Regions from separate parts of the Homo sapiens genome. Here region 2 is linked to region 1. Evidence: read pairs that join two places in POLR2A ChIA-PET (ENCODE). Cell type or tissue: HepG2. All regions are shown on one strand.

Evidence for each region. ChIA-PET counts read pairs that join two places held together with the same protein. Peaks named below come from ENCODE experiments on the same cell type or tissue, not always from the same donor. Only the 100,000 strongest peaks of a DNase experiment are listed, where the experiment ranks them.
Region 2: POLR2A ChIA-PET joins it to region 1 with 6 read pairs; 1 of 35 experiments calls an interaction of 5 or more read pairs at or near these places.

Annotation. Positions count from the first base shown.
Region 1 is chr2:175,912,770-175,915,269 of GRCh38, reverse strand. No RefSeq gene overlaps it. Among named protein-coding and RNA genes, the nearest start is that of LNPK, 88 kb to the left of the region's middle. In HepG2, no CTCF peak of the experiment used is centred here; DNase peaks (open chromatin) are centred at 1,129 and 1,729.
Region 2 is chr2:175,605,408-175,607,907 of GRCh38, reverse strand. It overlaps LOC107985962 (a long non-coding RNA gene), which reads left to right. Exons shown (of 4, transcript XR_007087312.1): 4 at 1-2,500. Among named protein-coding and RNA genes, the nearest start is that of LNPK, 400 kb to the left of the region's middle. In HepG2, no CTCF peak of the experiment used is centred here; DNase peaks (open chromatin) are centred at 1,337 and 2,127; H3K4me3 peaks cover 578 bases.

The sequences.
Region 1 (2,500 bases):
GGCCACTCTGATGTGCTGGTTTCATATGGGAGAAACTATAATTAACCGAATGCATAATATATAGCCAGCAAGACAGTTTATATACAGTGTCATTTGGTCCTTAGAAGAATTCTTTGAAATAGATGATTTTCATCTCCGTCTTATAAGTATGAAAGCTGAAGTTCTAAGTTCAGTAACTCATCTAAGGTCACTTAGTAAGCTGCAGAGGCAGGATTTGAACACTGCTTGATCTGATTACTCAGTCCATAAACATTTCATGTATCACACAACTTCCATTCTTGTCCATTTATTGAAGTTGCCTTTTTATCTGCAACACTCCTCTTTACCTTGTATACTTTAAAGTGATTAAAATATCCTGTAAAAATGTTCCATAGTGGTTTTTTTATTCAATATTTTGAAGAAATGACGAATATCCTGAAATATGCCTTTGGTAAAATGAGCATTCCTTAGGTTGGCTTGATTTTGCCAAGCACTATTAGAAATTTTACTATTATTAAGAACCAGGATTCCCAGGCAAGATGTCCAAATAGGAACAGCTCCGGTCTGCAGCTCCCAGCAAGACCAACGCAGAAGGCAGGTGATTTCTGCATCTTCAACTGAGGTACCCCGTTCATCTCATTGGGACTGGTTAGATAGTGGGTACAGCCTACAGAGGGTGAGCAGAAGCAGGGTGGGGCATTGCCTCACCCAGGAAGCGCAAGGGGTCAGGGAACTCCCTCCCCTAGACAAGGGAAGCTGTGAGGGACCCTTCTGTGAGGGATGGTGCTATCTGGCCCAGATACTATGCTTTTCCCATGGTCTTCACAACCCACAGACCAGGAGATTCCCTCAGGTGCCTACACCACCAGGGCCCTGGGCTTCAAGCACAAAACTGGGTGGCTGTTTGGGCAGACATGGAGCTAGCTGCAGGAGTTTTTTTTTTCATACCCCAGTGGCACCTGGAACACCAGCAAGACAGAACCGTTCACTCCCCTGGAAACGGCCAAAGCCAGAGAGCCAAGTTGTCTTGCTCAGCGGATCACACCCACATGGAGCTCAGCAAGCTCAGATCCACTGGCTTGAAATTTTCGCTGCCAGCACAGCAGTCTGAAGTCCACCTGGGACTCTCCAGCTTGGTGGGGGGAGGGGCGTCCACCATTACTGAGGCTTGAGTAGGTTGTTTTCCCTTCACAGTGTAAACAAAGCCACCAGGAAGTTCGGACTGGGCAAAGCCCACTGCAGTGCCGCAAAGCCACTGTAGCCAGACTGCCTCTCTAGATTCCTCCTCTCTAGACAGGGCATCTCTGAAAGAAAGGCAGCAGCCCCAGTCAGGGGCTTATAGATAAACCTCCCATCTCCCTGGGACAGAGCACCTGGGGGAAGGGGTGGCTCTGGGCGCAGCTTCAGCCAACTTAAATGTTCCTGCCTGTTGACTCTGAAGAGAGCAGTGGATCTCCCAGCACAGCGCTTGAGCTCTGCTAAGGGACAGACTGCCTCCTCAAGTGGGTCCCTGACCCCCATGCCTCCTGATGGGGAGACACCTCCCAGCACGTGTCAACAGACACCTCATACAGGAGAGCTCTGGCTGGCATCTGGTGGGTGGCCCTCTGAGATGAAGCTTCCAGAGTAAGGAGCAGGCAGCAATCTTTGCTGTTCTGCAGCCTCTGCTGGTGACACCCAGGTAAACAGGGTCTAGAGTGGACCTCCAGCAAATGCCAGCAGACCTGCAGAAGAGGCCTGACTGTTAAAAGGAAAACTAACAGACAAAGAGCAATAGCATCAATATCAACAAAAAGGACAACCACACAAAAACTCCATCCAAAGGTCACCAACATCAAAGGCCAAAGGTAGATAAATCCATGAAGGTGAGGAAAAACCAGCACAAAAAGACTGAAAATTCCAAAAATCAGAATGCCTCTTCTCTTCCAAAGGATCACAACTCCTCTCCAGCAAGGGAACAAAACTGGAAGGAGAATGAGTTTGACGAATTGACAGAAGTAGGCTTCAGAACGTGGGTAATAACAAACTCCTCTGAGCTAAAGGAGCATGTTTTAATCCAATGCAAGGAATCTAAGAACCTTGATAAAAGGTTACAGGAATTGCTAACTGGAGTAACCAGTTTAGAGAAGAATATAAATGAACTGATGGAGCTGAAAAACACAGCACGAGAACTTCGTGAAGCATAAAGTATCAATAGCCAAATCGATCAAGTAGAAGAAAGGATGTCAGAGATTGAAGATCAACTTAATGAAATAAAGCATGAAGACAAGATTAGAGAAAAAAAGAATGAAAAGGAACGAACAAAGCTTCCAAGAAATATGGGACTATGTGAAAAGACCAAACCTACGTTTGACTGCTGTACCTGAAAGTGACGGGGAGAATGGAACCAAGTTGGAAAACACTCTTCAGGGTATTATCCAGGAGAACTTCCCCAACCTAGCAAGACAGACCAACATTCAAATTCAGGAAACACAGAGAACACCACAAAGTTACTCCTTAGGAAGAGCACCCCCAAAACACA
Region 2 (2,500 bases), 310 kb after region 1:
ATGGTCCCTACCATGTGGGTAAGATCTCTGCCCCGTCTTCTTCCCAGCCTTGGAGCATTACCCCTGGTTGCCCCAGATGTTCTGGCTCAGAACTGCACTGAGGTGCGCTTTGTCCTCCCTTTGGTATTTTCTTCTCTCCTATTCTATCTCACTTTTCCCACCTTTTTTGTCTCTCTGCCTCATTTTCCTGTCCCTTGGTAAGCTATTTCTCACTTCCTGTCTTCCTCTTCTTCCAGGTCATTCCCCACCTTATTAAAAATGTTATCATTAAGTAAAGAACATAAAGAAAATGTTATCATTAAGCAAAGAACAGTGAATAAGAGAAAGTTTCCAAACAGTGAATTTTATTTTTAAGAAGTCCATATTATTAGCTGTGAGTCTAATTGATTTTATTTCTGATTTTTTATTTTGAAAAATTTCAAACCTACTAGAAAATTGCCACAATGGCACAAGGAACACACATACAGCCCTTGCCTATGTTGATCAGTTGTAAACATTTTGCCACATTTGTCTTCTCTTTGTGTATGTATTTTCATTATTTTTATCTTGCTGAACTATTTGAGAACATTGCAGATATCATAACCCCTTATTCCTAGATACTTTCAACATGTATTTCTTAAGAACAAAAACATTCTCTTGCATAACCACAATATGATTATCAAATGAAGAAAATCTAATAGTGGTACAATGCTATTATCTAGTGATCTAGCCCTGTGCATCTATTTAAATATTTGAAGGAAGAATTTGCATTTGGCTTTGGTTTACGTAATCTGAAATAGGATTTTATTGCAATTTTACCAAAATCCACCTCAATAGAAATGGGTGGTGGCCTCAAGGAAGTGCTTTTTACCCCTTATTTCTTAATTTATTTCACTACAAGGTACAGATAACACCAATAGTATCTATCAACCAAAGGCATTTAGTTGATGAAATGTATTTTCAGCACGTTAAAATAATTCAAAAAGTATCCAGGCACATATTCTATACTCACAAAAACCAGTGCCTAATTTGGAGATAACTTCCACAGACTTTACATGATATTTTGATACAAATTAATTTTATGAGGACTCATATTAAGGACCATAACCAATCTAGCTTTTTCCACAGATTTATTCACATTAGGTAACCCATTCAGAACGAGAACTAAGATGATGTTGAATTGGAACTGATAGCTCTTTGTTGTGTTTTAAAGGGAGAGATGTGTGCTTATACTGTACATATGTCAACAAGCAAGCGTACAACGTGCAACATTGTTGGTTTAAGAGCATCTGTATTCCTGAATCCCAGACAAACAGCTCTGCCTGACAACAGCTGAAGTCCAAAGTTCGACCCGAGATTGATTGTACCAACATGATTGGAATAAACCAAAAAAGAGATGCCTTCCTGGTGACTCACCAAACCCAAACTGATGCTTCTGGAATTTGTACCTTTCCCAGTTTGGTTGTTTTCCTGCAACATTAAGAGGCTATCCAGTCTCTTGCCAAAAGGGATTTGTCCTTTTTATCTAGTCAGGAGAGTGCTTCAGCTATTTGCATTTCTGAATTGCTTAGCTGCCCAAGCATGCTCGGTGTGTGCTGTTTGAAATGTGTCATTGAGGCACGTGACTGCTGTTCTCAAGCTGATGTTGGACTTTCTCCAACAAATATGGATTATGTTAAAGTCGGTTCTGAATTGACGAGGATATGTTAATAACTCCCAGATGGGCATCTCTGTGCTCTCCAGCAGGGAAATGCAAGCAGTCCATGGCAGGAGCAAGTGTTTGGCAGGTCCATCATTCCGTCATTAAAGGCCACATTATTACTTACAACTGTGCTTGCATGACAATGGCTGCGATGAGCCCAGCCTCGCAGTAATGAGCACTAGGAATCTGCTTTCAGGTAGATTGTTTTCCAGGTGGTGAAAAATATTTTGTTTGAAATTTCCCTCTTCCTATTGCCAAATAAGAAATTACGAATGAATCAAGGGGGCAAGGTGGGAGGTGGAGGGGGGTCTATGCTGTTCCTTAGAGACCAGGACAAGGCAAAGGTGTATGCTCAGGGATATATGCTCAGTAACCCTCATGCCAAACAGCCTGAGCTGTGTCCCTCAGTGCCTAATTCCTGCCCTAGCAAGTTCCAGTTGGAACAATTATTTACATTAGGGTTGTTTACAATGCGATTGCAGTTTCCATTAGAGGGCAAAGCTTCTTTGCCTTTGGTCCTTAAGCTACAACGTACGATTGTTTCGCAGTTGTCTTTTTTTAAAAAGAAATGAAAAATGTGAATCTCCTATAATTGTATTGCCAGTCCAGGGGGAAACTGAGTATATTTGATGTTAAATTCCAATGTGACAAGTGTTACATAGGGGTATTCAGTCCATGCATGATGTGGTTAACACAATTAATTGTGACAAAATTAGACATTAAGATGAAAGAGAAAAATTTGACCCAAAAAATCATTTACGTAACTGTGTGTAAATTTGCCATATTTTAGTAGAGTGGCGAGAGGCAGCAGGGTCTCCA